Regions from separate parts of the Mus musculus genome. Here regions 2, 3, 4, 5, 6 and 7 are each linked to region 1. The links are chromatin loops, found by intact Hi-C in ENCODE. Cell type or tissue: heart. All regions are shown on one strand.

Region 1 (4,000 bases):
ACGCCACCCGAGCCCCTTCTGGACAGTTCCTTGGAAGCCTAAAAGCCTCAGAGGCTAGAGAAGATCTTCGGGGTCCCATGAGAGGGGATGCCTCTGAGCAGGTGGTGGACCCTCCAAGCGGGTCCCTCGGTTGTACTCTGGGGTTCCCACCCCCGTCCCAAATCAAACACGGCCAGAACATCCACCCACGCAGCCCCCGGTGTCAGCGTTGGGCCGGATAAGGGCTGCCTCATCTCCCCTAACATCCCCCACGCGTCCCCCCGCGATCCACAGTCCGTGCATCTCCCCGAAGGGGGATGGCGAGCTTCTGAATCGATCGCTCGACCCTGCAGCAGCTCTTACCTGCTAGTAGGGGAGCAGCAGAAGCACCATCAGTAGCAGTCGGGTTCACTCTCCAGCAGCCTTGCTCCAGGAACAGAGGTCCCAGGCACAGCCAGGAGCGGGGTCAGAGCGCCCCCTGAGACTGAGATGCGGCTACCTGGGCTAGATCGAGCCTGGGGCCGCCGCCGCCACCGCGGGAGCCGCAGGGCTGCCGGGCGAGCGGGCCTCGGCAGGGACGGTCTGAAAACTACCAGCCCTGTCGGGGCCGTGCGCAGCGCGTCCACCTTCCGCCCCTAGACGCAAGCAGGGACGTTCCTCCTGAGTCCAAACGATCAGGACAGAATGGTTAGGAGATCTTTTCGAGGTTTCTGCTACCCTTCCCGGATCGACCTACCCAACTTCTCTCAGCTTCTAGGCTCGCGCCGCTCTCCAAGGCAAAGGGATTCCGGGCCACGGACGTTCCGCAAATTCCCCGCCCACCCCGGCAGAGCGCTCAGCCAATTCGGAACGCCTCGGCTTCTCGGGGATCGTCTGCAAACTCTAGACCCTGTACAGGAGGACTTGAAGCCGCTCCATTCCGCAGCCCAAGGAGAAACAGGCAGAGAGCTAGACCGAGGGAGCTGAGTAAATAATACTCTAGCAAGGTCAGGGGCAGGGTACAATTACTGTTACATACAGTGCATTCTCCAGAGTGATGGTCTCTGGGCCTCCTCAGGACAGGGACCTTTCAGGAGTGAAACCAGTGGGGAGGAGATGGCGGGCTCAACTGTTTAGGGGGTCTTGCCAACTTTTAACAAACGCCCTGAGCTCCATTTTTATACTTTATAGAGTAGATTGGCAAAAACAGTAGGAATTTCTGTCCCGTGTCTTTTTTTTTTTAACTGAACAGATTTGTATTTGTTTATTTTGTGATGGGGGGGGGGGGGGGTGGTGCAGTCTTACCTAACCCAGACTGGCCTCGATGAACTTGCTTTTAACAGAGCATACCCTCGAACTCTGGATCTTCTTGCCTCCATCTCCTGAGTACAGGAATTACAAGCATCACACCCTTGGCTTTGGTGACCCTGAGCAAGTCATTTATCCGGATCCTCTTAGCGGCTCTATTAATGAGGGCAATAACGGCTGCTCCATGACATTATTGTGAAAATGTAATGAAATATTTGTAAAGGGTTTGGCAGTGACTGGTACACAGTAGGCACACAATTTTTCTAATGTGCTTCTTTTTCTCTGCTCAGTCTGCGTTTTATGAGCAGCCTGGACAGCTTAACACCGTACTCTTGTAAATTCAAACAGAAATAAAACACATCTCCTGCCCTGAGGGCACCACAATGAAACACTGACTAGCAAGCAATATTCAATCGGCCACCCTCCAGGGAGCTGGCCGTGCATTTACATCACGGAGCATTATAGATCCTGGTTAAGTGTTGTCTGGAATGGAAGGAGGGTGGACTGATGGATTACCCGGGGTGTAAATGACAGGAAGTTCTGCTCCTGTGAGCCATCGCTATATCCAGTTACAGTAGAAGGGTTTATCCTGCAGAATTTCTTCAACCTTGTTTCACAGCTCCGTTCTTAGGCTAATTTCACCCTAACTTGCCCCCCTCCACATCCCCGGCAGAATTATTTTAAACCTGGGGATTATAGAATTTTGGATTTTTTTTTTTAACACTAGAAACAATTTAGTTCCTCTTCTGCGTTTTGTGAAGTAGCCCTCTCGGCTACACAGCCAGTGAGTAAGAGCTCTTGACACCCAGGTCCTTCATAGAACACACCTGTGGTGTTGTCTCCTGCTTGGAGCACCCTGGGAATGTACACAAATGAAATCAGCCCTTCTTTAACATCCACCTGGAGGAAGAGGCTGGGCTACTTCTGGATCAGAAGAGCTTCCAGGTGTCAGAGACAGTCCAAGTGGGGTCCAAGGACACCGAGGAAATTGGGGTGCACAGGATGAGCTTTTCTGGAAACCCTAGGAATATTCTGAGGCATTCTTCCTTGCAAGCCAAAAAAAGTGTCTCAAGAAAAATGGTGACATCTGGTGGCCAGGACTTTCTGTGCTGGTTATAGATTATAATCATAATAGATTCTTTAGAAAGCCAAGTCCCATGGACCAGACCGTTCCTAACTGTACCAACCTGGTTGTCTGAAAGACATTCATCACTTAAACTTTATAGAGGATATTCTATATAGTTATTTCAGATTCTTTAACCCAAAGCACATACATATATAAAGAAATAAAATATGATATAAGTAAAATAGTAAATTCATATGTACACATATGCATAATCTCTCTTATCTATTCTTTTCATTTACATAAATATATTGCATGTTCTTAGGGAGAAATTAATATTACTTCAATTGTTCTTTCGATAGAGTAAAAGCATTAATTTACTGGAGCTGGGGAGATGCTTCAGTCAGTAGAGTGCTTGCTTGTGTGATCAGGAAGACCTGAATTCCATCCCTAGAACCCATATGTAAAGAACCAGGCTTTGTGGAGCATGCTTGTAATCCCAGCACTGGGGCCCAGGAGACAGATGGATCCCTGTAGCTTGCTGGCCAGCAAGCATAGCCAACTTGGAGGGTTCCAGGTAAAAGTAAGTGAACCTGCCTCAATAAATAAAGTGGGCATCTATGAAATAACACCTAAGGTTGACCTCTGACCTCCACAGGAACATGTACATACCAAGGGACTGAATATACTATCTGAATAATTGCAAAAGGGACTCTTCCTTGCAGAGAGGACAGTGGTGGCAAAATGAACTAGTGGTGGCTAGTTCATCCCCAGAACCAATAAAAAAAGTTGATCTCAAATCAGCCACACCCCAGCCTGGACGGTGACTTCCTCGAAGTTATCTAGTCTGCGTATATTAACCCTTCGGTGAATCTAATCTATATACCCTGGTGTCTCCCAAGACCACAGGGCCCTGTGCAATTGGGGCAGAATTCTAGTTTCCTCTTATTGCTATGACTAATGCCATGAGCAAATACAGCTTTGTAGGAAAGAGCTCATTTGGCTTATACTTCCAGGTTGCAAATCATTACAGAGGGAAGTCAGGGTAGGAACTCAAGACCATGGAGGAACACTGCTTGCTGCCGAGCTCTCTGGCTTGATCATAGGCCCATGTTACCCAGGGTTGGTGCTGCCCCGCTGTGGGTTTGGCCTTCCCATATCATTCATTAATCAAGACAATCTCTCAAGTATGTGACAACGTCCAACCCAGTCCAGGCAATTCCTCAGTTGAGGTTCCCTACTCTTAGGATGTATCATCAAGTTGACAATAAAAACCAGTTGGCACACTACACATATACACACCAATACATCCTGTTGGAAGATTCAGAAGAGGGTGATAGGAACCTCAAATGAGGGTCCAGTGACCCCTCCCCCTTCACCTCCTCTTTCTATGAGAGATCCTCAACAGTCAAAAGGCCTGCTCTCAAGGGTCTCTTGTTAGGAGTCACAGCTGCCTCAGTGAGCTCAGTGGTTGTTACTCTGAGAGAACAGAGTGCTACAGGTATCAAATGTCTTCCGATTTTTTTTTCCGTGTCATTACCAGTGCCTGTTGCCAAGTCATTTTAAATTATATTGTTCCATGTCTGCCTGTATATTTGTTCCAGGTACCATATGGTAGATGATTGCTCAGTTATCAACACAGTAAACAGGCTTTGTCCACATAGTCGACTC
Region 2 (4,000 bases), 190 kb after region 1:
ATTGCCCACAGTACCACCTCTCTAGATTTTGGGTAAAATCCTGTCCCATTCTGAGACATTTTTAAATTCAAATTATTAGGTGGACAAAAAAGAAAAAGAAAGAAGGGAGTAAAGGAGACATACACGTGACTCATTTCGTTGCTATGTTGCCTTTTGAAGTATTTATTTCTAAAAATCATGTGTGTGTGTGTGTGTGTGTGTGTGTGTGTGTGTTGTGGTAATTATGTGCACAGATGAGTTCAGGTGCCTATGGCATCCAGAAGATGGCATCAGTAATGCACTGGAGCAGGAGTCACAGGCACCTGTGTGCCACCTGATAAAGGTGCTTGGGATACGGGTTCTCTGAAAGGGCAGTGTGTGCATGTAATCCCTGAACCATCTCTTCAGCCTGTCCCTGGTAGAGTTCCTATCATTCCCAGAATGCTGTTGGTTCTAGGGAAAGAAAGCAGTCTTGTGGCAAAGTTGACTGTCATGGCTCCCACCGCCCCTTCAATTCTGTCAATGGTCAATGGCATTGAATGTTATCAAGAGACAAAGTAGTGAAAGGCAGCTAGCTATTCAGAGTAAATAGTTGGGGCACTCCCAGAATTTGGAGCAATTAAGTCTGCTGTAACATGCAGTGTGGATTGTGCCGTGGTTTGTTAGAACACCTGTTAGACTTAGGTTAGATTTAAGAGCCAAGTGTTGACAGGAAGTTGATGATCTGGCCTGTGTAAACTTTTGGGGTTAATTAACAGAATGGGTATTGTTGGGAAGTCTCCTTGTATTAACCTTAGGACCTGGTAGGCCATGCCTTGCAACAGAAATGCCAAGCTAGGGAGGGTATGGAACTGGCATTATCTGCCACAGATGTTTAAATCAGCAGGTTAGGTTTCAGCTAGTGCCATGAGTTCTAGCCTAGATCTGAACTTCAAGTGAGCAAACTGGTTTATTCAGAGCTACAGACAAGCTCTTGGTCACAAGGTAAAAGTAGAAGTTATCAATTAAGGAAATCAGGTCTTTTGAGGGGGTATCTTGTGATAGAAGAGAAATGGACAGAGAGAATGGGGTTAACTGCTGCTCATTATATAGCAATTGAATATAGAAACTTGCGAGTCATATAGATCTGTGTTCGAGTCCTGCCTGGACCATACAATGTAGTACTGATACGTTGAGTTTTTCTGGGTTTGTAGCCTCATATACAAAGGGGGACATTAGGGAATGAATTGTATCCTTCCCATTCATATCAATCTCTCTCTCTCTCTCTCTCTCTCTCTCTCTCTCTCTCTCACACACACACACACACACACACACACATCCACACAGTGTGGGGTGGGGGTCATTTAGCCTAGGCTGGCTTTGAACTTCTGGTGTAGCTGAGAATGACCTTGACCTCCTGCCTCCTTCTGACCAGTGCTGTAGTTACAGATGTATGTTTTAGTTATAGTTATAGATGTATGCTAGCATGCCTGGTTAATGTAGTGCTGGGGATCAAACTCAGGTCTTTGTGTGTCCTAGGCAAGCACTTTTCCAAGTGAGCCACATCTCTAGCCCTGAAATCCTAACACTGAGTCTCTTAGAATGAGACTATTTGGAGCTGAAGTCCTTATGGGGGACAACGAAGTCAAATCAAGTCGTTGTTATAACCTCTAATCTCATGCATTCGGTTTTCCTATGTCGTGGTTTGAATGTGAAATGTCCTGTGATCACATGTTCAAATCCTTGTTCCCAGCTGGTAGCACCATGTGGGAAGGTGGTAGAATCTTCAGGAGGCAGTGCTTTGCTGGGGGAAGCAGATCACTGAATGTGGGCCTGGTCACTTTCCCCTCCGCCTTCTTCTTCCGGAGTGCAGATAGAGTGTGAGCAGCTGCCTCACGATCCTGCCGCCATGCCTTCTCCACCAAGATGCACTGTGCCCTCAAACTGCCAGACCAAATAAACCTTTCCCACCTTAAACTGATTTTGTCAAGTAGAGCAACAAGACAAGTTACCTCTGTAAGAAGAGTGAGAACACAGGTTCCAGGGAGGAGACTGCCATCTACAGGCTGGAGGAAGAGTCAGAGTGAAAACTGCTAGAAACTTAACTCCTGGATTCCCAGCATTCAAAACATCGAGGAAATACTTTTCCGTTGTTTCCTCAGCTTGTCTGTGGCATTTTGTTATAGCAGTCCTTGCCAGTGAATGCAATGGGTAGCAAATTTTTATACATTTCCTATGCTTTGTGGATTAATGAGCTCTAGAGTCAAAATAGGTACTAGAGAATCTGACATTGAGCAATGCAAATTCTCTTATTGAATTATTATTATTAATTATTATTGTTATTATTATTATTATTGTGTGTATGTGTATGTAGGTCAATGAACTGGAGAACGTGACCTGAGCACAGTCATGCATTGATTTATTGCTCTCTGTTCTTGACTATGAGTGTGATGTAACTGGCTGCTTCAAGTTCCTGCTGCTTTGATGTCCCCGAAGGGATGTTTTGTAACCAGGAATTGTGAACTAAAATAAGCCCCTTTTCATTAAACTGCTTTTTATCCAAGGTATTTTATCATAGCAACAGATGTGAAAGTAGAACACCGCACTACAGAGACACATGCCCACTGAGAGTCACTATGTTTCTATTGTCTTTCCCAGATCAATGGCATTTGATCCGGCTACACTTCATGTCCTGTACTACAAGAGCAGATGTAAATATCGTTTGAAATACAGTGCATATGGGGGCATTCTTCTTATAAGCTACAAATGGTTTCCTTAAGACTTTGATTTATTGCTAATCTCCTTTCCCCATTCGCTAATCACTGAACTTGACTGCAGTTGAATATGCATGTGTGGGAACCATGGGAATTACTACTGGGAAGCCAGGGTCGGATTAAGCAGTTAATGCTGAGTGGAGAGCAAAGAGCAAAACCAGATCAGAACGCTATGACAGAAGGGCAGACTTACAGAAGACTTTGGGGTAGCTGTACTGTGACTGAAGTATTAAAGAGTATGCAAGGAAAAGAATGGGGAGCAATGGTTCTCAGCCTGGGCATTGAGCAACCCTTTCGCAGGTGTTTCCTAGGACCATCAGAAATATCAGATATTTATGGTATGACTCATAACAGTAGAAAGATTACAGGTATGAAGTAGCAATGAAAATGATTTTATGGTTGGGGGGGGGTCACCACAACATGAGAAACTGCATTAAAGGTATATATGTGTGTGTGTGTACACATGTGCTGGCTACAAAAGGACATTAGATGTCCTGTTTTATCATGTCCTACCTTGTCTCTTATTGAATCTGGAATAGGCTGATAGCCAGTGTGGTGGTTTGAACAGGTTTGGCCCCCATAGACACATGTGTTTGAATTCTTGGCCCACAGGGAGTGGCACTACTCCTTGTTGGAGTAGGTGTGGTCTTGTTGGAGGAAGTGTGTCATTATGAGGGTGGGCTTTGAGGTTTCCTATGCTTAAGCTCTGCCCACTGTAGAATCAGAGCCTCCTTTTGGCTGCCTGCAGAAGACAGTCCCCTTCTGCTGCCAGTGGATCAAGGAGTAGAGAGCTCTCAACTCCTTCTCCAGCACCATGTCTGCCTGCATGCTGCCATGCTTCCTGCCATGATGATAGTGGACTGAACCTCTGAAACTGTAAGCCAGATCCAATTAAGTGTTTTCTCTTATAAGAGTTGCCTTGGTCTTAGTGTCTCTTCACAGCAATAAAACTGTAACTAATACAGACAGGAAGCCCCCGCTATCCTCCTGTCTCCATCCCCAATGCAGGGTCACAGGCAGGCATGTGACCAAGCCTGGCTTTTCATGTGGATACAAGAGGTTCAAACTCGGGTCCTCGTGCATATACAGCAAGGGCTCTTACCTGCTGAGTCATCTCCCCAGCCCTGGGAATGAATTAATTTGTGATTTGAAATTGTTCAGGTAAATGATCCCAGGACTAGAATATAGCAGCTTGGCCCAAGCTCTTCAGAGAAGAGCCTGCTGCAGAATTGCCTGGCTCTTTTTGGACCTGGCTGTGGACAGCATCC
Region 3 (4,000 bases), 140 kb before region 1:
TGAAAGTTCAAGGGCATCTATGTTGCCTAATAGGAAAACCAAAGGGTATTTGTTCACTGGTAAAATAATCCAAAATATCCAAGCTTACCAAAGCCAGCGTCCTGTACATTTGAGGAGGTTTTGTTTTGGAGGAAGGGTCCCAGTTGTGTCAGGATGGCTTCAAGCTCACTATACAGACAAGGGTGGCCCTGAGCCTCTGGTCCTTCTCCCTCCATCTCCTGAGAGCTGGGATCACAGGGGTGCCCCACCATGGCCAGTTTATACAGTGCTGGGGATGGAACCTAGCAGCTTGGTGCACGCAAGGCACGTATCCTACCTACTGAGCTGCATACCCAGCCCCAACATCTGACACTTAAGATTATATCCAAGCCATCAAAGTGTTCAGACTTGTCCAACTTTCTGTTCCTGAGCCTTAAGCTTTTTCATCATCAGATGTCCCCCAGGTGACCTTAAATATCAATAACAAGATGATATTTAAGAAAGTACCCAACTGTCTTAGCATCTGTAGACATCACAAGACCCAGGATATCCTAAATGAGCCTGGAGTCCTAGCCTATGCTTCCTCTACACGGGGCAGATTATGCATCCTTTCCCACCTTGTCTGGGAATACAAGATAAATGTTCTACACATCCGCTTAGAGGAATTAGTAAAGTATTTTAAGATAATTTGTGCTTAAGGATATTAAGCTCTCCAAAATAAAATTATTCCTTTAAATCAATTTATTAACATCCCACAACTGTGGTGGGTGGTACACGTGATATCAGAGACAACACAGGCATCTGAAGTAGTACTGTTCATGCAAACCAGGGGGCGGCTGGCTTTTTTCTGGGAAGAGCTGGAGAATAAACATTTTGGCATGGTGAACAATATAGTTCCCTTTGTAACTACTCAATTCTGGTTCTGTAGCACAAATGCAGCCACAGGCAATAAACCCTCAAATAGGCATGGCTATACATTCAATTAAAACTTCACACCCCATCACTGTTCAGATAAGGCTAGAAGTATACACTAAAGACCTTGGAAAGTCTTGCTTCCTTGATTTGAGGGAAATGTTCGAATGTCTCAATCTCATTGCCTTCTAAAATGCCACGAAAGTCTAGTTATAGAAGAAGAAACAAAGATCAAGTAACTTTTCCAGAAATCCTAATGTAGGCCAGGGCAGCCATGTGTGCAAATCTCTGTCCCCCAGGGTCATGGTTCTGCTAGTATCTGGGCAGATGGTAGAGCTGAGACGGGTGCTTTCTAAAATGACTTGGCCCGAGTCTTCCTGCCGGCTATTTCGGATCCCACTCAGAGACTTGGACTCACATTGCTGCACACACTGCACCCTCACTCGTCAGAGCCACCTAGTGAACAAAACCACGCCCACAGGTGCCCTGCGTCAGCCAACAAAATATAAGTGGGAGATGATACAGTTTAGAAAATGATGCCTGTATTAGACATGGTTTTTAATGTTATAAAATACCTGACTAAAGAAAACTGAGGAAGGAAGGTTGGCTTTGGCTCAGGGACTGAGCAAGCAGAGCCTAGTGACATAAAAATCACAGCGACAAGAGCATGGGGCAGCTGGTCCCCTTTCTCCCAGTCAGGAAGCAGAGAGATGGACATTGGTGCTCGGCTCGCTTTGCCTTGTTATTCAGTCCTAGACTCCAGTTATGAAGTGGTGCCATCCATACTCAGACGGGACCTTCATACATACCTCAGCTACATCTTTCTGGAAACATCCTTAGGCACACGTCCAGAGGTGTGTGTCCAAGCCGGTCAGTCGGACAGTGAAGATTAGCATCCGTACCCATTTCCATTTTCAGTTTGGCTAATAACTTACTTCCCACAGTAGATGTCATACCTGTGTGTCTTAAATACACCCCACCAGAATGTGGCCTGGAGCTTCCAGAAGGCCGGTTCTTCTCTCTGGAACCTTCTCTAGATAGTCCTTGGGTTCCCTTCTCCCTTTCAGAGGTGTTGGCCCAATGTCTCTTCTTGAGGGGGTCTTCTTTAACACCCAACTAACACCACCACCCCCTTCTGTCGCTGCTGGACCAACTGCACATTTATGTATCTATACAGTGGGTTTACTCATCTCCCTCTCTCCAGCCTGAAGAAGGAAGGGCCTGGCAGGACATAGAGTATCCAGCAGATGATCCAACTCAGTCAGTCCCTGGGTTGGAGGAGAACGGCAATTTTCTATTACATCTTGTGGCTCAGCTATAATTTCTAACATTTGAACAGTCCAATTGCATCCCTCTTCCTGACAGGGAAAACAGGTTTTTGTCCGAGCTTCCACTTGAAAACACAACCCAGTAATTCACTTACACACATAAGCAGGAACTTGGCTTGTTCTGGACACTTGGAGCCTGCGGGCATGAAAATCACAGCTCAGTGAATTCCCAGGTGTCCTGGATGACAGCTCAGGAGCCCTGAGCACAGCTTGGCCCTGGCACACGCGGGCAGTGGGCATTCTTAGCCAACTCAGCTGCTGCTAATGGCCCTGTGCCCTAAAGAAACAACTGTCCTCCTGGCACGGCAGAGCTGCAAGCCAGAGGCCACCTTCTTAATCCTCACAGCATTCCTCGGTAGGACAGGGAAGGCAGTTAATCTCTGTCACCATGTCACTCGGTTCTGACAGAAATGTAAGAAGAAAATCGACCTTGCCCCTATCTTCTGGAACACACATCTGTCTCCCCAGAGCTAGGCTTCAGAAAGCCACTGAAGAGAAATGAGGACAACTTCAGCCAAGTGCCTCACTTGGGTGACAGATAAGATCAGACCCGGCACATACTAATCTTTTCACTGCCCCAGCCTAACTGTACCCTGAAATGAAGTTTTAAATGTTTACTTTGTTCTCTGAAAATCTTGCTATAACTTGTAATGCTTGCCTTAACCATTGTTAATGAAAGCAATTACCCAGAAGGTTCTATTAGCATAGAGTTTAGACAGGTTAATGACTGTCTTCCCTTGAGAACAAAATACTCCCAGTAGGCAGTCCCCTCCTCACGTGCAATGAGAAGACAGGGAAGGGGACACAGGGAAGGGTCAAGCACTGTTTTGGGTCTGCCTGAGTTTGACGGGACAGGAGGTGTAGGAACTGTATGTATGTCCCTTTACGCATGGATGAAGAGAGAGTCCAAGAAGGCATTCCCACCCCCAGGTGGCTGCAGAGTTTGAAGGCCATCATAAGGCTAAAAGCCACAGGGATCCAAAGGGTTCTTTCAGGCAAAGGAAAAAGCATCTAAGGACTGAGAATTAAGAAACACAGGACAAGGGGCTGGGGAAACGGATCAGTTGGTAACACACACACACACACACACACACACACACACACCCTACAAAGTAGCTGAGGTTACAGATTAGTGGTAGAGCACTTGCCTTGTGTCTGAGGCCCAGAGTTACACTGCCAGCACCACTATAAAACAACCAGCAGCTAGCATCTGATCCTCCTGGGGATAACCTGATTGAGGGAATCGTGGGTGTGCAAAGTCAAGAGCACAGCCAAACAGAAAACCTCTCAAAACCCCACCCATCATATCTCCTCATTCCCACGAGAATAGCTAAAGCCTCCAGAGTGGCTTCTCTATTTTTAAGCCTCGAGGTCCGGAATGCGTCTGTGGAAATAGGCGTCAAACACAAACAGGTGAAGAAGAAAACAGCAAAAGACAAGGGAGCACGTGGGAGAAAGCAGATGTGTCGGGGACTGAACCGTCTGCGGAACCGACACCATATGTGAGCCCACGTCATCACTGTCTGCACGTACCTCATTAAGACAAATTAGAGCAAGCGATGGCTGTCATCTTCTGATCAAAACAAACAAGCCTAATTTCATCATGCCCAAATCCTGTCTCTGTTATGAAGTGTAACCCAATGCTGAAGCTTCAGGCCCCATAGCAGGGAGACCACCTCTAGTGCTGAGGATCCATCACAGCTGCTACTGTGCTTGTCTGGCCTGTGAGAAGCTCCGGATAGGTGCTTACCACTGCACAAAAAGGTGTGGTGGTGCACACT
Region 4 (4,000 bases), 54 kb before region 1:
GAGAGAACTGAGTTCTTCTGGTTGTCTTTTGACTTGTGTGTGTGCACAGTGGCATGCACATCTCTACCCACAACACACACGATAATAAATAGAAAAGAAATTAATTTTAAGTTTTGAAACCTACTTCTGGGTAGATAATCCCAAATAACTGAAAATAGAGACTTAAAAAGCTACTTGCATCCAACTGGGTGTGGTGGTCCGTAACTGCCACCTTAGCACATGGGAGGCAGCAGCAGGAGGATCTCTGTAAGGTAAGCTCGGTCTAATGTATAGTGAGTTCCAGGATAGTCATGGCTACATAGAGAGACCCTGTCTCAAAACAAAACAAACAAACAAAAACTTACAAACTAATATCCATAGCAGCACTAGGCACTAACCCCCAAAGGTGGCAGTAACCAGTGTCCATCCACAAATGAAGAGACAAAAGCCAGGGAGCATACAGTGGAATATATTATTCAGCCTCAGTAACATGGTTAAACAGATGAGACACTATACTCGGGGGAGATGCTGTTCCTGGGTAAGAACACTTGTTCCATAGGCATAAGTCCCTGCGTTTGATTTCCAGAAGCAAAATTTAAAACAAACAAAAACCCCAAAAAACCCAGCTAGCTGAACACAATGATCTAGGCTTGTAAACCCAGTGCTGGAAATGCAGACTGCAGGCCAATGAGAGAACTTTTCCCCCAAAAGAAAGTAGACAGGGTCTCAAGAAGGAGAATCAACACTGTTCTCTGGCTTCCACACGCACATGCGCACACGTGCACATACTCACATACACACGTGCACCTGTACAACCACAAACATCCACGTAACAAGATGGAAGGTAACAACAATGCTTAATCCAGAAGCCAAATCACACTAGAATGAACATTCCAGAAGGACTGCTGCTGGTGTGAGGTTCCAGGCTGCAGAATCCCCTGACCTCAGATCTTGTCGGGACAGAAAAACAAGGTGCAGAAAATGCAGCGTACTTGGTAGCCAGCACTGATATTGTGGGGAAGAGAATCAGCAGGCGGTGAAAGAATTCACCCTCTAGAACAGACGAGGAAGAATCATCGTTTATTGAGTGGGCAACAGGAGGGCAGTGGGCTAAACAGTGATCAGAGTAAGCCTGCAGTGCGGGGCAATGGACATGGCGGGGCTCTATCTGGGAGAAGGACTTTTACAAGAGTTTCTCTGCTTGCAGTCTCCTGGCGTGTAATTCATGCTATGGGAAGGAGGGCCTTCCAGATTAACCAAGCACAGTTCAGGGAGGTTAGCAGAAGCCACTGTGCAGCTTCATTTCCAGTTGTACCATTTCTGCCATGCAAATCAGGGCAGGCCAAGCAAAATACAAGACAGGGTCATGCAAATGAGAGTACTCCTGGCAGATCTAAATTCCATGGGTATGTCTGCTTATCCCAAAGCCACACCCAGTGTCCTCCCATGTTTCCATGACCTTCCTAGGAAGAGGACCTTCTAGCAGCCAGAGAGATGGACTTCCCACAGTTTCCTGTATGCACAAGAGTATCCAAGAAAGTCACTAAACCACATCTGTGAAATAAGCAAGCTCAGGGGCTCTCTGTAACCCATATGCTACGAGGTCACTATAAAATTCCTGTGACTGACTTACTTACTATACAACTAAACCAAGTTATTCTAAAGCAGTGGTTCTCAACCTGTGGGTTCCGACCACTTTGGCGGTTGAACGACTCTTTCACAGGGATCCCCTATGACCATCTGCATATCACATATTCACATTTTATTCTTAATAGTGGCAAAATTACAGTTATGAAGTAGCAACAAAAATCATTTGATGGTCGGTGTCACCACAACTTAAGGAATTATAATAAGGGGGTCACAGCCTTAGGAAGATTGAGAATCAATATTCTAAAGAAAAGCTAGAGCCACTTAGGCCAATCAAGTAAATAGTGGACCCTGAGTTAGAACAACAGCACCAAGACCAGAGAGAAGTAGGAAGCATCGTGCCAGCCACCTTCTTACCCTGCATATGCCTCCTATACATTAAGCATATTCCTGGACTTTGTCTCTGCTTCCCGGGGTGGGGCAGACTCCAGCCCTTAGAACTTCCTGACTAAAAGGAGTCTTTGTGACTCATGAGCTCCTTGGATCACAGATATAAGTGTATTAAAGGGTCACATGACTCAAGTAGGGGCTGGCCGCCAGAAAGAACAGCCACGTGACCATGAGAACAGGATCATGAGTCAGGGAACAGTGGGGATAGGAAGCTGTAAGTTGCAACAGGCCACGTTAACGGTGCCCCAGGAAAGACTCTGGACACTGTGTTTGATGGTGCATCCGGATGGCGCATCCGGTGGGAGAACCTGTGATAAGACCAGAAAGCAATGCTCCTTAATTCCACAAGAGCAAAGCAGAGGAACTGAGTTTGAAACCCTCCAAGACTTTAACCTATGTGTCTCTTGATTGACTTGATTTAAGATTCTTTATGATTAAATTAATAGTAAGCAAGCTGGGGAGATGTTTCAGTGCGTCAAATGTTTTATCTCAAAATTACTCAAGTCCCTAGAACCCACTTGAAGTTGGACACAGCAATACTCTTACTGCCCTAAAATGCCCTAAGATGCCAGGCAAAGTGAGGGGGAATCCCCCAGAAGTGGGGGCTAGCTAGCCTGGCCTACGAAGTGGAGAACAAGAGACTCTGTCTCAAAGATGGTTGGTTCAGAGATGAAGACTGGCTCCCAGGATTGTCCTCTTGACCTCCACAACCACACCACAGTGTGCACGAGCCCACACACACTTAAACATATGCATACACAGGTGTTCTTGGCAACTCTGGATTTGTAGTACAACAGTCTGAAGTGTAAATGACTCAGAATCCCACCACAGCAGGCATTTGTTAGAGACAAGTCCTTTTGGTTAATGGGCTCTGTGAGAGTTTCCAGGGGATGCTAGATTAAACTCAGTATTTCAGCAGCAATAAGAGCACCTCTCTCCACATTCAGTCAGTATATAGATGCTGCACACTGGTGTAATACCCAGGTTCAAGAACACTGCTTTCATTTGTGAAAGGTTACGGCCACCCATTTGTGAACAGAAATCTTTCCCCTCTTAGTAGAAAGAGCTAAAATATTGGGAAACAGTTGTGGAACTTAAACTCAATTATCAATGTGATGAGATTTAGAGTTAAAAGAAAGATGGGCCTTTGGGTGTGTCTGTGGGGGACTATACTGGTTAGGTTAGTGGAGGTGCAAAGACTTACCCACAATGGGCAGCACCATTCCCTAGGCTAGGAGCCTGAACTGAATAAATAGAAGAGAGTGAATTGAACAACAGCATTTTGCTCCCTGGGTATGGATAAAATGTCACCATCTGCCTCAGATTCTTGCTGCTGTACCTTGATGGACTGTACCTTCAAACTGTGAGCCAAAATAAGCCCTTCCTAAGTTGCTTTTTTTTTTCATGATATTTTTAACTGGAGAGCAGAAATATCAACATCTTGTCTGAGAGATAGGTACAGAACATTCTTTATATAAAATCGTCACAGCAATTTCAATGGAGGGATGCTACCCAGGCCTCACAAATGGAAGGAGTAAAGCACAGAGAAGCAAAAGGACTTGCCCAAGGATACACAGTGAAGGGGACAGAATTCAAAAGCTTTTCTGTGTCCTGTGGTGGTGGACAGGCTGTGACTTCTAGCTATATCTGTCTCCTGTGGTGGTAGACAGGCTGTGACTTCTGGCTATGTCTATCTCCTGTGGTGGTGGACAGGCTGTGACTTCTGGCTATGTCTGTCTCCTGTGGTGGTGGACAGGCTGTGACTTCTGGCTATGTCTATCTCCTGTGGTGGTGGACAGGCTGTGACTTCTGGCTGTGTCTGTCTCCTCTGGAGGTAGACAGGCTGTGACTTCTGACTATGTCTGTCTCCTGTGGTGGTAGACAGACTGTGACTTCTGACTGTGTCTGTCTCCTCTGGTGGTGGACAGGCTGTGACTTCTGGCTATGTCTGTCTCCTGTGGTGGTGGACAGGCTGTAACTTCTG
Region 5 (4,000 bases), 210 kb before region 1:
GTGGCGGTATGCATCTGTAATCCTAGCGTTGGTGGGGAGTCAGGTGGATCCCAGGAACTCTCTGGCCATCCAGGCTAGTAGAAAAAGATAAACTCAAAGGTTCACTGAGGGACCCTGCCTCAAAATAGATAATAGATAGGTAGATGGGGGTGGGGGGAGGAAGGGAGGGAGAGGGAGAGGGAGAGAAAAAAAAAACTAAGAAGTGACTGAAAATAACAAACATTAACCTTCGGCTTACACACACACACACACACACACACACACACACACACACACACACACGAGATGTACAGTCATGGACTACACAGTAATAGTCAAATAAAGATCGTATAAACAACAGCTGTCCCTTGAGGTTCATGGCTTGATGACACCCTAGCCATCTTGGCTTGGTGAGTGCAGACTAGGTTGTTTACACAACAGCCACACACTGCATCTCAGTACAAGGTTTCACTATGTAGCCCTGGCTGTCCTAGAACTTGCTCTGTAGACCAGGCTGGCCTTGAACTCACAGTGATCTGCCTGCCTCTGCTTCCAGAGTGCTAGGATTAAAGGCGTGAGCCACCACCACCCAGCAACAAGAATAAGTCTCCTTAAGCACCTTTAACCAACAGCCAGCCATGACTGCCATTTGGATTTATATTGGACAGATGTGTGGACCAAAGACCAAACAAAAAGCGAGGGTCTCTGGAGTATAAACCTCTTTAAAATAAAAGCCAATTTCTTCAAAGCTGGGATGTGAATAGGGCAGACTATTCTAGAAGGAAAAAAAAAGGATTTTTTCCTCTGGTCCACCCTACCTATGGGTTCTACAACTTCATCATATACCCAAGTGGGAAGCTATACCAGAGGAGCCAAGAACATTTGTATTTTGGGACTATAGGTTTTGAAATATTGTGTGTGTGTTGTTATGTCTATGTGTGCATGTGTGTGGAGGTCAGAGGACACCTCAGGTGCCATTCTCCATGTGCTGTCTACTTTGTTTTGAGACAGGATCCCCCACTAGGGTCCTTACTAAGTTCACTGACCATTTAGCCTGCCTGGCAGTGATCTTAGCGAGCTTCCTCTCTCTGCTGGGTTTCAAGCGTGTGTCCTCATGCCTAGCTTTCTATGTGGGTTCTGGGAATTGAATTCAGATTTTCCTGTGGCTATCATTTTAACAAGTAGAGTTATTGCCCCAGCCCTGTATGATTTTCAAGTATGTTTTACCAGGAGGGAGCTATCTGATCAGAAGACAATTCTCTCTTGATTAAAATAGCAACCCTCATCAACTCTACCTATCTTGTTCAGATAAATTTCAGCATGTCGGGTGATGGCTCAGTGAAGGTCATACATGGCTGATAAGAAAGGAAGCAACCCTTGTTTAGTCTGACTCAAAGAAAACCAGCATAAATAACAGAGAAGCGAACTCCCCCAGTAATTGAGACTGGCCATTCAGTGCAAACCACATTCTGAAACTTCAGTCATGACCATTCACCTTCGGGTGCTTACACGGAGTTAAAGCTTAAGCAAACTTCTCTTTTGCTTTGCTCTGGGTTTCTAAGAGCTAAGGAATGCTTTGCCATTAACAGAGTCAGCCCAGAAGTTCGTTCGTTCTCTCTCTCTCTCTCTCTCTCTCTCTCTCTCTCTCTGTGTGTGTGTGTGTGTGTGTGTGTGTGTGATGGAGGGGTGGGATTTACACACAAGTGTCACTATATGCATGTGGGAGCCAGAGTTCAGGTGTCTTTCCCAATCAATTTCCACCTTATCGATTTTCCAAAACATTTACTTTATCTGTATAGGTGTGTGCCTGCATGAGGCCAGAAGAGGGCATCAGACCCCCAAGAAATGGGGCTGTAGGAAGCTGCGGCTTGCCTGACATGGGTGCTGGAAACTCAAAGAGCAGCATGTGCTTTTAAGCACTGAGCTGTATTTTTAGCTCCACCTGCCCCACCCCTCACCCCAACACAGTGTCCATCACTGAACTTGTGCTGCTGCTTCGCTAGGTCTGGCCAGTGAGCTCCATTAATCTACCCATCTCCACCTCCCAAAGGCTGGGACGGTGAGTGAGTGCAGCCACACCAGGCGTTTTCATGTGGGGCTGAGGATATATTTTACTACTGAGGGAGCCAATTCCCAGCCTGCAGAGACCTTTTCAACCCATCAGAGCTGACCTGCTCAGAAAGAGACACCCCAGCTCTGTTCTCATCCTTATGAAGAGTTAGAGAGGTGGTGCTGCAAATGCACTCTGTGGAGATAAGCTGGCTACACTAGCTCATCTCTAAGGCAGGGGTGGGGGTGAGGGGTGGGGTGGGGGTGTGGCTAAGGTGGGCCACAGGAAGAGGGACTAACAAGGGCTCTGACTGGGGAGCTGTGCTCAGTCAGGCCAATCTCTTATTCTATTTCTGTGTTTTTGAACACATGCCCAGAGGCAAGAGCCATGGCTACAGTTAGCTGAAGAGGAAATTACTAAATAAATGCAATGGCTAATGAGAGACAAAGCAAGGGCTGGCTGCTAGCTGTTTTTCGGCTAGTTTTGCTTACTTTCCCTCCTTTTTGAGGAGCGCAGAGGGGAGGGCACTAGAACTGGAAAGAACAGGGTCCTGGGAAGAGAGCCAGTGCATGCTAAGCACCCTTTCTTTTGTCACTCTGGGGCTCTAGACTTTAAGATGATAGCTTTAAACGTGTATTTTCAGGAAACGGTGGAGTGACTAACACTCCACTCTTGGGATATTTGTCCTGTGACGACGCAGTTTGTCCATGTCCCTACACGGGCACTTACAACACAATGACTAAAGTATTTTGTGGGTCTTATTATATGATATATTATCTAAAACATAATAAAAGCAAGATGATTAAAAATCACAAAAGAAGAAAAATTACACATGTGTAATTTTTTTGTGTGTCAAAGATTCTTTTAGCATTTAGCTTGGATGGTGAGAGAGGGAGGAAAAAGTCTATTTTTTTTCCCTTTTGGAGTAAGGTCTCCTATGGCCCCCTATATAGGCCACTCACTATACAGCCAAGGATGACCTTGAACTTGTCCTCCTCCTGTATCCATCTCTCCATTGCTAGAACCGAGGCAGTCACCACTACAACTTATGTGTTCCTGGTGATGGACTCCAGAGCTTCCCTACCTGCTAGGCAAACATAGTAGTAACTAAGCCACACCCCTGTCTATTCTTACTGTGCCGTGGTGCAACCGTAGTTTGGTACTAAATCAAATTTGAGATTGTGTGAAAAACACATTACATCTAGAAGCAGCCCTCAACTTGCGGAACAGCAGCTTGCATGCTGGTGGCTGAGGACTTCACACACTTACATACACAACCGCCAGAACACATGTCTGACCCTTCTATGTCTCTAAGTCTAAGTAGCACAACTTGTCACCAGACCCTGGGTTTCTTAAACATGAAGGCACAAGAACCCCTTGCTCAACACATACCCAGAGGCAGGTGATTCTAACTGACCCTAGGCTCCCTGTGGCAGACTACAAGGAGCTGCCCAGCAGCTGTTTGCATCCTAGCATCTGTGGCAAGAACCCCACTCTCAACACGAGCATTCTTCCCTCTGCTTATGAAGAATCCGAAGCCATAGGCCTGGCTGATACTACAAAACATGACCTTCTTGGCTGTAGGAGAAAAGGCTCAGTGGTTAAGAGCACTTGCTGCTCCTGCAGAAGATCCAAGCGTGGTTCCCATGTGTGGCGGCTCACAGTCACCTGTAACTCTAGACCAGGGAGAATCCATGCCTCTGGCCTCTGCTGGCACCTGCACATACACAGTTTCTACAAACTGACTTTTCATCTGGCTCTAACCTCAATCCAAGTTTCCTTTTGGCTTTGCCTTATGTTGAGAACACAGGCATCAGCTGTGGTTGGAAGGGCATGAGGACAAATATTTGCATTTCAAAGGAAATCAGTAAAATTGCACTATAAATGAGACTCAGGGACCATGGCACTTTCTGGAATCAGTCCATCCAAGAAGAGAAACACATGGGAGTTCTACAAAAACCACCCTGATAT
Region 6 (4,000 bases), 260 kb before region 1:
GAAGGCGCTGCTGTGTCACACTAGGCGTTTCCAACGCTGTGATTTCCCAGGCAAAGGCCCCGAGGGATCCTGCTTTAATGTCCCATGCATGAGCAGCCAGGAGAGTCACTAAGTACCCAGACATAACAAGGAAGCCAATCTCATGGTATCTTGCACACACCTGTGTCTGTTCAGACACAGAATCCTCCTCGCCTTTGCCACACTCATCACCCACACTGAGCTGTAAATGACTTATGCTTATCGCCCCAAATGAATCCCAGCACTGCTCCAGGGTGACTCATCACCCACCGCAGGTTTCAAGAGCATCTGCAAAGGCAAGTGGAACAAGGCTCCTGTGACAGGCTCTGGCCGTGAGGGGACAGGCTGTCAGCACGGTGGGCTGAGGGTGGGCTAAAGACTCAGGCACAGCTTTCATCATTTATGATGTCTTGTCTCTGGGGTCTGATGTTCTCCTCTCTCCTCTCTCTTCCCTCTCTCCTCCCTCTCTCCTCTTTCTTCTCTTCTCCTTCTTCTCCTTCTCCTCCTTTTCCTTCTCCTCCTCCTCCTCCTCCTCCTCCTCCTTCTTCTCTCTCTCTCTCTCTCTCTCTCTCTCTCTCTCTCTCTCTCTCTCTCTCTCTCCCTCTCCCCCCACCCTCTCTCTCTCTGTATGTGTGTGTGTGTACATACCCCTACAGTGACTAGGTCAACCTTGGGTGTTGTTCAGGCACATCTAATTGTGTTTTTGAGACAATGTCTCTCATCAGCTTGGAACTCACAAAGAAAACTAGACTCCCAGGGATCCACCTGTCTCTGCCTCCTCAGTTTTGGAATTTTAAGAGTCTGCAATCATGCCTAGCCTCTTACTGAGTTCTAGGGAACTAGTGTGTATGGCGAGTGCTTTACTATTGACTAAGCCACGTCTCTAACTCTGAGGCTGATGTTCTCCAAGTAATCACTGGACACAGTTCCTTCGCTCTTCACCAGGTACAGTGGAGAGGCGAGCAAGCACTCCCCGTGGCCTCCTCACTCATTCTAGCTGTTAGATGGGATTAGACCAGGACACCCAGGATCATGAGAAGCAGAGTTAGGGTGGGAGTTGGAGGCTTTGCTCAAAGGACAGGAGCTCTCTGTGTGAGCATGAGAACCTGTGTGGAACTCCTCCACACACGCCAAAGATGCAGGGTGGGCATGACATCCCAGAGCAAGCTGGAGAGCCGGAGTGGTCAAATCAGTGAGCTCTGAGTTCAGGGAAAGACCCTGGCTTAGTGGATAAAGTGGAGATGGAGGGAGGAAGACCCCACACTCACTTCAACCTCTGGCCTCCACATGCATGTCTGTACACGTGTGCATACCTTCATGTGTGCATGCATGCACACACAGGAGGACCATATGCACACACAAACCCAGAAGCATAAAAGAGATACTCACCTCTCTCAGTGTTGGCTTGCCAATGAAGAAGTCTGTGTTTTTGCTGCTTTTGGGAGGGTTGAACTTGGGGTTCAGGAAAGCACATCCATTCGCGATGGCCTCCAGGGGAGCTGGGCCTTCATAAGGGAATCCGAGCCCAACGAACAGCTGTAAGACAGGAAAAGACATCACATGGAGATACCAGTCAGACTGCCTCTCAGCTCCTGCGGTCTGTTTCTGTGGCTGCCTCTGATGTTTTGCAGGGGTCTTAGATCTCCAGGTGGGTGACTTGCGACAAAGAGAAGGGGCGTATACCAGGATATGCAGAATAACATGTGCAAGGGCCTGCAAAGGAACTTGCCTTGTTCCCATCTCCTTTTCTGATGTGAAAAAAAAAATGTCAGGGACTGAGGGGCAGGGAGGGCAAGAGTGTAAATCAAAACCAACAATAAAACCCAGGACCCAACAATCCTCTTTCTGTCACTCAGCAGGCGACATAACTAGAAAAACACTTGCTTAACTAAACAGAAGGTTTCTTCACTCAAGCAGGGAACAACAGGCTCTTTCAGGGACTCTGGGGGCCAGGAACAGAAAGGTCACTTGGCGGTTTGATTACAGTTCAAATGAAACTGCTTTCGACCTTGGGAGGTCAGTAAACATGGGTTTTATGATAGCGTTCTCACTGGGGACACCACTAGCTGGCTGGTTTTGCTTTTTCTTCTGTGGGAGCAGAGGTTTCAAACTGCAATTTCCCAGTTTCCCTCCCAAGCTAGCAAAACCTCAAGTTTCCCTAGATGGACGGTAGATGGCAGCAGAAACAAGCTAACGGTCCTTAGAAAGCCCACAGTGGCCCGAAGCTGCTGGGACAAAGGGATGCTCAGGCAAGGGTCTGTAAGGTGCACAAAATGCAAGTCTCTGTGCATACCAGGTACAGGGGACAGTGTGCTGTGAGTGGCAGTCACCAGGCAGGGTCCAATCCTGGCTCTCTATGCCCACACGCAGAAGCCAAGTCTTAAACACACCAAGTGACAAGGGGACATGGGTGTCTCGTGCCTGGTGGGTGTGAGGTAGGGTGGCAAATGCTGAGGTTCCTTGCTCTCTCGTGTTCAGAAAGACCCAGGTCATTTCCACCAAGTAATGTAGCCATTCAGGCTGGAATGAAGATATTTTAGAGATAAAGAGACATTAGTGCCCCTCCCTTTGGCAACCAGACATAGAAACCAGGAGCCCCACGGAACTGGGATTTCCCCTGAGTCTCACACTGGGAGAAGAGTTGTCTGGTGCTGGCCTGGCAGGGGTGGTAGTGGTGGGAACACTGCTTGTCCTCGCTGTGTCAGAACTCCAAAGATGAACTTGGGAGGCACTAGACCTCTTTCTTTGTTTCTCTCCCCAGTGTGGCTACAATGTAACTCTCTTTGCTCTTCACTGCCATTGACCTCTTTTGTTGACCCATTGAGGAAACATGGCTGAGCCTGCCGTGCATGTTAGGGCTGCCAGGGCCCAGACCTGACCCTAACAGCTGCGGACACAGGACTGCATCAGGCACTCTGGCTCTTTTCGACTCTAAGAAGAAGGTGCTAGGCAAGACAGGCAGGGTCTTGGCAGGTTTAAGGAGAGATGCTGGAGCCCAGAGTGTTTCTCCACCTCTGAGCATTGTGTCTGCCAAGGAGTGCTGATAGCCTCCTTAACCCTACACTGTCATAAACAACCCTGGGAGAGATGGGAGCAGCACATGCCTTAGCCATTCCAACAGAGAATCCTGGTGGGCCATGTGATCTCCTTTTAGATCAACCAATCTGAATCTACTAAATAAAGGATGAGCGGCTATTGCTTGATGAACTCAAATGTGACCTAAGTTTAATTATATCTGAATAATAATTTGCACCAACTCCTAGGCCCTCCTGGCCCAGAGTATCTCAGTACACATAAACACTTGAGGGGGCTGGGGAGACAGCACAGTGGGCAAAGAAGTGCTTGCTGTGCAAGCATCAGCAACCTGAACTCAGATCCCCAGAGCCCGACAGAGCTGGATGCAGGAGCATGTATGTGCAATCCCAGGCTCCTACAGTGTGATGGGAGAATCCTTTGGAGCCTGAAGGCTAGCTTGTTGGGCATACGCAATGGTGAACAGTAGCCACCCCATTTCAAACAAGATTGGGGAGGAGAATGAAGACCTGAAGTTTTTGTCTGATGTTCACATGCACAGTGTGGCATTCATGTAGCTGCTTTCATATATGCGAACACACACACACATATGCATACATACATGCAGCACTAAACACTTTGCAACAGCTCCCCAAGCCTCAATCACCATCTGTCAAGGACTCTTAAGCAAACGCCACACCATTTCTTAGCAATGAGTTTTCTTGTCACACTAGTTAAGGTGACATGCACTGACGTATGTCCTTGAAACACTGAAATAACAGTTTTCTATCAGCTGTCAGTAAGCAATTTTCCCTTAGTTCCTATGTACTCATTACCTGTGACAGCACAATGGAGCACATGTATGAAGGTCGCATAGCATCTCTAAGAGTTGAATAAGCGCAGCCTAGGTAGAGAGAACTCAGCATCTCCACTCAGAAGCTTCTGCCCACAGACAGTCTTTCACACACCT
Region 7 (4,000 bases), 570 kb before region 1:
ACAACTTGCAAATTTGATAAACCAGGTTAGACTTAAGATCAACTGAATTTAAAGCAGGAATTAATCTAAACTATAACATTTCTGCCATTTCAAAAGCAAAAAATGTAAGAAACTTTTCTAAAACTGTTTCCTTAGCAATTGGGAGCCTAAACTCCACAAACTATCCACAAAGAACATTAAGTCCTTACATGGCCTAGTCCTACATGTGCCTTTCAGAATAACACTATAAAAATTCTAATAAAAGGCAAATTATAAAGAGAAATTAAAGTATTACTTCAAAGCAAGACTCAATTCATACCATTTGAAACAAAGAACCCTACACAATTAAATGTATCCTTCCCAAGGACTACACTTGCCCAAACAAACTATTCTGTTTTGAGTACTTAAATTATTCTAATATAAATCACCCCAACTGCAAATTTTACATGAGCAAAACACTATCGCTTTTTGAGTTAAGAAACATTTTGTTTGTTTCTCCGCCAGGCTTGGTGGCACATTACTTAATCCCAAGCACTGGGGAGTCAGAGGTAGTAGATATCTCTTTTGAGTTCAAGGCCAGCCTGGTCTACATATTTAGGTCCAGGACAGCCAGACTTACAAGTGAGACCCTGTCTCAAAACAAAACAACACCCCCCTCCCCAACAAATCCAACAACAAAAGGCTAACACTGTGCTTTACAGCTTAATTAATAAAATTCTCTCTCACACACACTCCTCTGCACGAGGCAAAACGTTTATTGCATAACTCACATTTATAGTAAACGTAGAACGCTCAATTTATAAGTAAAAACAACGATCAACTAACTTGTTTTCGCATTATCTACTCATTTTAACATTCGGCGTCTAAAACAATAAAACAGTACTTACATTTCTGTTGAATTTGGTGAAGGAATGGTGCATATAAAACCTGTGCATATAAACAATCGCAGTGTTTATTGTAAGCTGAGAGCTGGGATGCAACGTTTAGAAAATAATCTAAGCAAAATGTTTCCAAAAACTAAATCAATTTGAATGGAAAAATCCCCTTTCCATTTACTCAAATCCAATCCTCAACCTGAAAGTATGCAGAAAGTCTGCGGGGAGAAGAGAAATCAGTCTGGATGCCAAATTATTCTAATACGCTACGTAGGGAGAGCCCAGGAATTATTTGCAATTAGGTTACAGCTTAGTACAGTAGAAATAAAGTAGTCGAAAGGCGCGCGCCACACACCCAAAGAACATGAAACATCTACGTGCGTTCCCCCGGCGCAACAGAGCCGCCCTGGAGCCGGCACGGAAGCCTCGGAAAACACTTTCCGTGGAACATCTGCGACCTCTCTACGTCTCAAGGCCTTTTCTGACTTCCGAAAGTGGAAGGGGCCGCCCCTTGGCTTTGCTCATCCCGGATTCCTCCTCTCTCGCCAGGGAAGCACTGCTATTCCCTCCCGCATCACGCGCTCCCAAACACAGGTTATACAACGCGGGCTCCCGGCCCGCCTTCCCCGGCACATCTCCTCTTTCTCCGGCTCGCCACGGCAGCTCGGGCCCTAGCTTTCTCTGTGTCTTTCCCGAGATCAAAAGACGGCAAAGGGAGCGGCGCCATGTTCCCGGGACACTAGGCCCGGTCACCCGGCGAGCGCGACCAGGGCGTGTGGGACGCAGGGCCGCAACTAGAAAAAGGATACACATTGAGACGTTGCCCCATGTCCTGGATGAGGTTGGCCGCCTGCTGGCGATGCGACAGCTCTTCATCCGCTTCCACTCCGCAGCGGCGGCTCGGCGTGTTCTCCAGCTGTTCCCGAGTAAAGAACCAGCGAGAAGAAGCTCCACGGCCCGACGCCATGACACTTCCTCCTCCGCCCGCGCCCTGAGCCCGCCCCCTCCCCGCCTGCCTCCGGGACTCCGCGCCAATGTGTCGAGGCCCCGCCCCAATGTGCTCTCCGTAGGGTGGGCCACGCCTTTTCCGGGCCTGCTGCTACCCACGCGCACGCGCAGGGACCCGCCCTGCCGGCTCGCGCTGGTCTTTTGCTTTCTCTTTCCGGCCTCCCTCCCCTTTCTCTCTCTCGGACCCGCGGGACCACAATGCTCTGCGCCTCTTGTCATTGGGAGACGCCGTAAAGTGGGGGTCACTCGGAAAGAAAAGGTCGACGCGGTGCATGCTGGATCTGGGAGGGGCTAAGGGGAAGGGGCGGGGCGAACAGGGAAGAGGTCCTGAGGCTGCCTAATAGGGCTTGGACGTTAGCTTTCAACTAAACGGTTTATTTTGTGGTCTGTGAGTTTGCGGGTGCGTTAAAGTCAGAAAAGGCTTTTCTAGTCTCGGCTTCGTGCTGTAGCTTCCATTTTCTTACATGTTGGTGGGTGTATTTTCTTAGCTTTGTTGACTCCTGTGTCCACGAATGGCTACCCTCCGGAGGAGTTAGCTAGGAAAGAACGCTAATTCTAGCAGTGAACTAACAGTGTCTTCTGGGTTTTTTGGTTTTGTTTTTTAAATCGCTAGTAGATGTTGGGGAGCATGCGCCTTTAAAACGTTACTTTAAACCTAAAGCCACTCAAGGGGTATGGGTTGTTTTAAAACGATGTGCCATGTGTCCCAGACTGGCTTTGTGTTCACTCTTGTAGCCAAGAATGACCTTGGATTTACTGTCCTCTTGCTTCCCCCTCGGAAGTGCTGGGATTACAAGGCCAGTGGCATCACTCTGCAGATATCTTTCTTATTAAGTTACCTGTCAAACAATATGAAGTTAATAATTGGAGGTCATGACTCTCTAGGCCTTCCATCCAGATGGGGTGTATGGTTTTGAAGGTCTGTGTGGTTTCTGCGGGTTGAGATTGGGGGATGGTTGGGGAGAAGCAGAACGCTGTAACTCAGGTTGTCCAGAAACAAAGTGCAGGGATTATAGGCTGGTGTGCCGCATCTTGGTTGAAGTGCTGGAGCAGAGGGCCTTAGGCATACTAGGCCAACAGTCTAACAAATGAGTGCAAGAGAAGCTAAGAAAAAAATTGTTTAGGATTTTATAAAGTAAGGTCTCTTATAACTGATGATTTATTTCCATCTTTTTGTAAGGAAGCACCACTCATTTGTTTACATGTTATCTGCCTCTGAGTTAATGCCTATTGTATATGACCAAATTACACTTTAGTTTTTAAGTATTTTCTGAAGACTGCAGTCAGTTATCGAAAACTGGCTTTTAAAAAGCCAACGAGGGCTGTTGAAATGGCCGACCAGCTAAAGGCAACGCTGCCAAGCCGGACAACTTGAGTTCACTCCCCACCTATATGGTAGAGGGAAAGACCCAAATGCTACAAATTGTCCTCTAACCTTCACACGTGCTCAGTGGCACACATGCGTGTGCACACTCATGCACAATAAACAGCTGTAAAGAAAATGACCCTATCTAAAAATTCCTTAAAATGAAAATAAATAAAAGGGCTAGTGTGTTTGTGATTAAAACTTGAGGCTTTCATTTGTCAGGATTTGGGGGTTCCTGCCTCAGCCTACTGCCTGCTCTATTGTGCTATGCTAGTGTTTTGATTATTGTAGGTGGTTATTGTGAACAGCCACCTAAATAATACCTTGTTATAGATATAACAAGATCTCTCATCTTGTTACCTAGATGTTCCTAGATTGATTTAAAGTAACATTCTATAAGTGCCTTTCTACAACACTCAGTCCTAATGATAAAAAAGAGAAAAGTAGAAATGGAGGAGAGCTTTTCAACTTTATAACATCTACAGAAGACAACAGCCAGCATGGCACTTGATGTTAAGGTGGCTTCCATATAAGATTAAGGACAAGGCAAGTCTGTGCCCTCTCTGTTGACTCCTTTCAATATTGTACGAAGTGTCTTATATAATACAATACAAAAGAAACACACAGTAAGCAGATCTGTCCTTTCTGTTTTCTTCAGTTGTGCATGTTGCGGCAGGGCACATGTTGCTGCGGGCATGCCAAAGCACATATGTACAGGTTGGAAGTTGACTTGAGGACTCTTCTCACCTACCACGTGGACCATGGGGATTGA

The links. Hi-C counts contacts between places; a loop is a spot of excess contacts. Peaks named below come from ENCODE experiments on the same cell type or tissue, not always from the same donor. Only the 100,000 strongest peaks of a DNase experiment are listed, where the experiment ranks them.
Region 2: it touches region 1 in a loop (4-fold over the local background); 11 of 42 quality-filtered maps call a loop at or near these places.
Region 3: a loop joins it to region 1, with 2.1 times the contacts of the local background. A loop is called at or near these places in 4 of 42 quality-filtered maps.
Region 4: a loop joins it to region 1, with 2.3 times the contacts of the local background. A loop is called at or near these places in 4 of 42 quality-filtered maps.
Region 5: a loop joins it to region 1, with 10 times the contacts of the local background. A loop is called at or near these places in 15 of 42 quality-filtered maps.
Region 6: it touches region 1 in a loop (9-fold over the local background); 27 of 42 quality-filtered maps call a loop at or near these places.
Region 7: a loop joins it to region 1, with 2.4 times the contacts of the local background. A loop is called at or near these places in 6 of 42 quality-filtered maps.

The regions. Positions count from the first base shown.
Region 1 is chr1:127,201,770-127,205,769 of GRCm38, reverse strand. It overlaps Mgat5 (mannoside acetylglucosaminyltransferase 5), which reads right to left and starts at 784. Exons shown (of 18, transcript NM_145128.3): 1 at 343-784. In heart, CTCF peaks have their summits at 488 and 2,356 (motif pointing left); DNase peaks (open chromatin) are centred at 499 and 829; H3K4me3 peaks cover 1,374 bases; H3K27ac peaks cover 1,177 bases.
Region 2 is chr1:127,010,081-127,014,080 of GRCm38, reverse strand. No RefSeq gene overlaps it. Among named protein-coding and RNA genes, the nearest start is that of Gm41945, 12 kb to the left of the region's middle. In heart, a CTCF peak has its summit at 2,028 (motif pointing left); no DNase peak of the experiment used is centred here.
Region 3 is chr1:127,337,748-127,341,747 of GRCm38, reverse strand. All of the region lies in intron 4 of Mgat5 (mannoside acetylglucosaminyltransferase 5), which reads right to left. Among named protein-coding and RNA genes, the nearest start is that of Gm23734, 35 kb to the left of the region's middle. In heart, no CTCF peak of the experiment used is centred here; a DNase peak (open chromatin) is centred at 2,457; H3K27ac peaks cover 502 bases.
Region 4 is chr1:127,255,371-127,259,370 of GRCm38, reverse strand. The region is part of intron 2 of Mgat5 (mannoside acetylglucosaminyltransferase 5); the gene reads right to left. Among named protein-coding and RNA genes, the nearest start is that of Gm51747, 43 kb to the left of the region's middle. In heart, no CTCF peak of the experiment used is centred here; a DNase peak (open chromatin) is centred at 2,150.
Region 5 is chr1:127,407,608-127,411,607 of GRCm38, reverse strand. The region is part of intron 11 of Mgat5 (mannoside acetylglucosaminyltransferase 5); the gene reads right to left. All of the region lies in intron 5 of Gm51746 (a long non-coding RNA gene), which reads left to right. Among named protein-coding and RNA genes, the nearest start is that of Gm51746, 28 kb to the left of the region's middle. In heart, a CTCF peak has its summit at 1,803 (motif pointing right); a DNase peak (open chromatin) is centred at 1,907; H3K27ac peaks cover 899 bases.
Region 6 is chr1:127,457,390-127,461,389 of GRCm38, reverse strand. It overlaps Mgat5 (mannoside acetylglucosaminyltransferase 5), which reads right to left. Exons shown (of 18, transcript NM_145128.3): 14 at 1,408-1,554. All of the region lies in intron 2 of Gm41947 (a long non-coding RNA gene), which reads left to right. Among named protein-coding and RNA genes, the nearest start is that of Gm41947, 20 kb to the left of the region's middle. In heart, a CTCF peak has its summit at 2,186 (motif pointing right); a DNase peak (open chromatin) is centred at 2,309; H3K27ac peaks cover 675 bases.
Region 7 is chr1:127,772,049-127,776,048 of GRCm38, reverse strand. It overlaps Ccnt2 (cyclin T2), which reads right to left and starts at 1,885. Exons shown (of 9, transcript NM_028399.1): 1 at 1,664-1,885; 2 at 867-948. The coding sequence starts at 1,821. It overlaps 2900009J06Rik (RIKEN cDNA 2900009J06 gene), which reads left to right and starts at 1,995. Exons shown (of 2, transcript NR_045298.1): 1 at 1,995-2,121. In heart, a CTCF peak has its summit at 1,712; DNase peaks (open chromatin) are centred at 1,998 and 2,668; H3K4me3 peaks cover 3,367 bases; H3K27ac peaks cover 3,275 bases.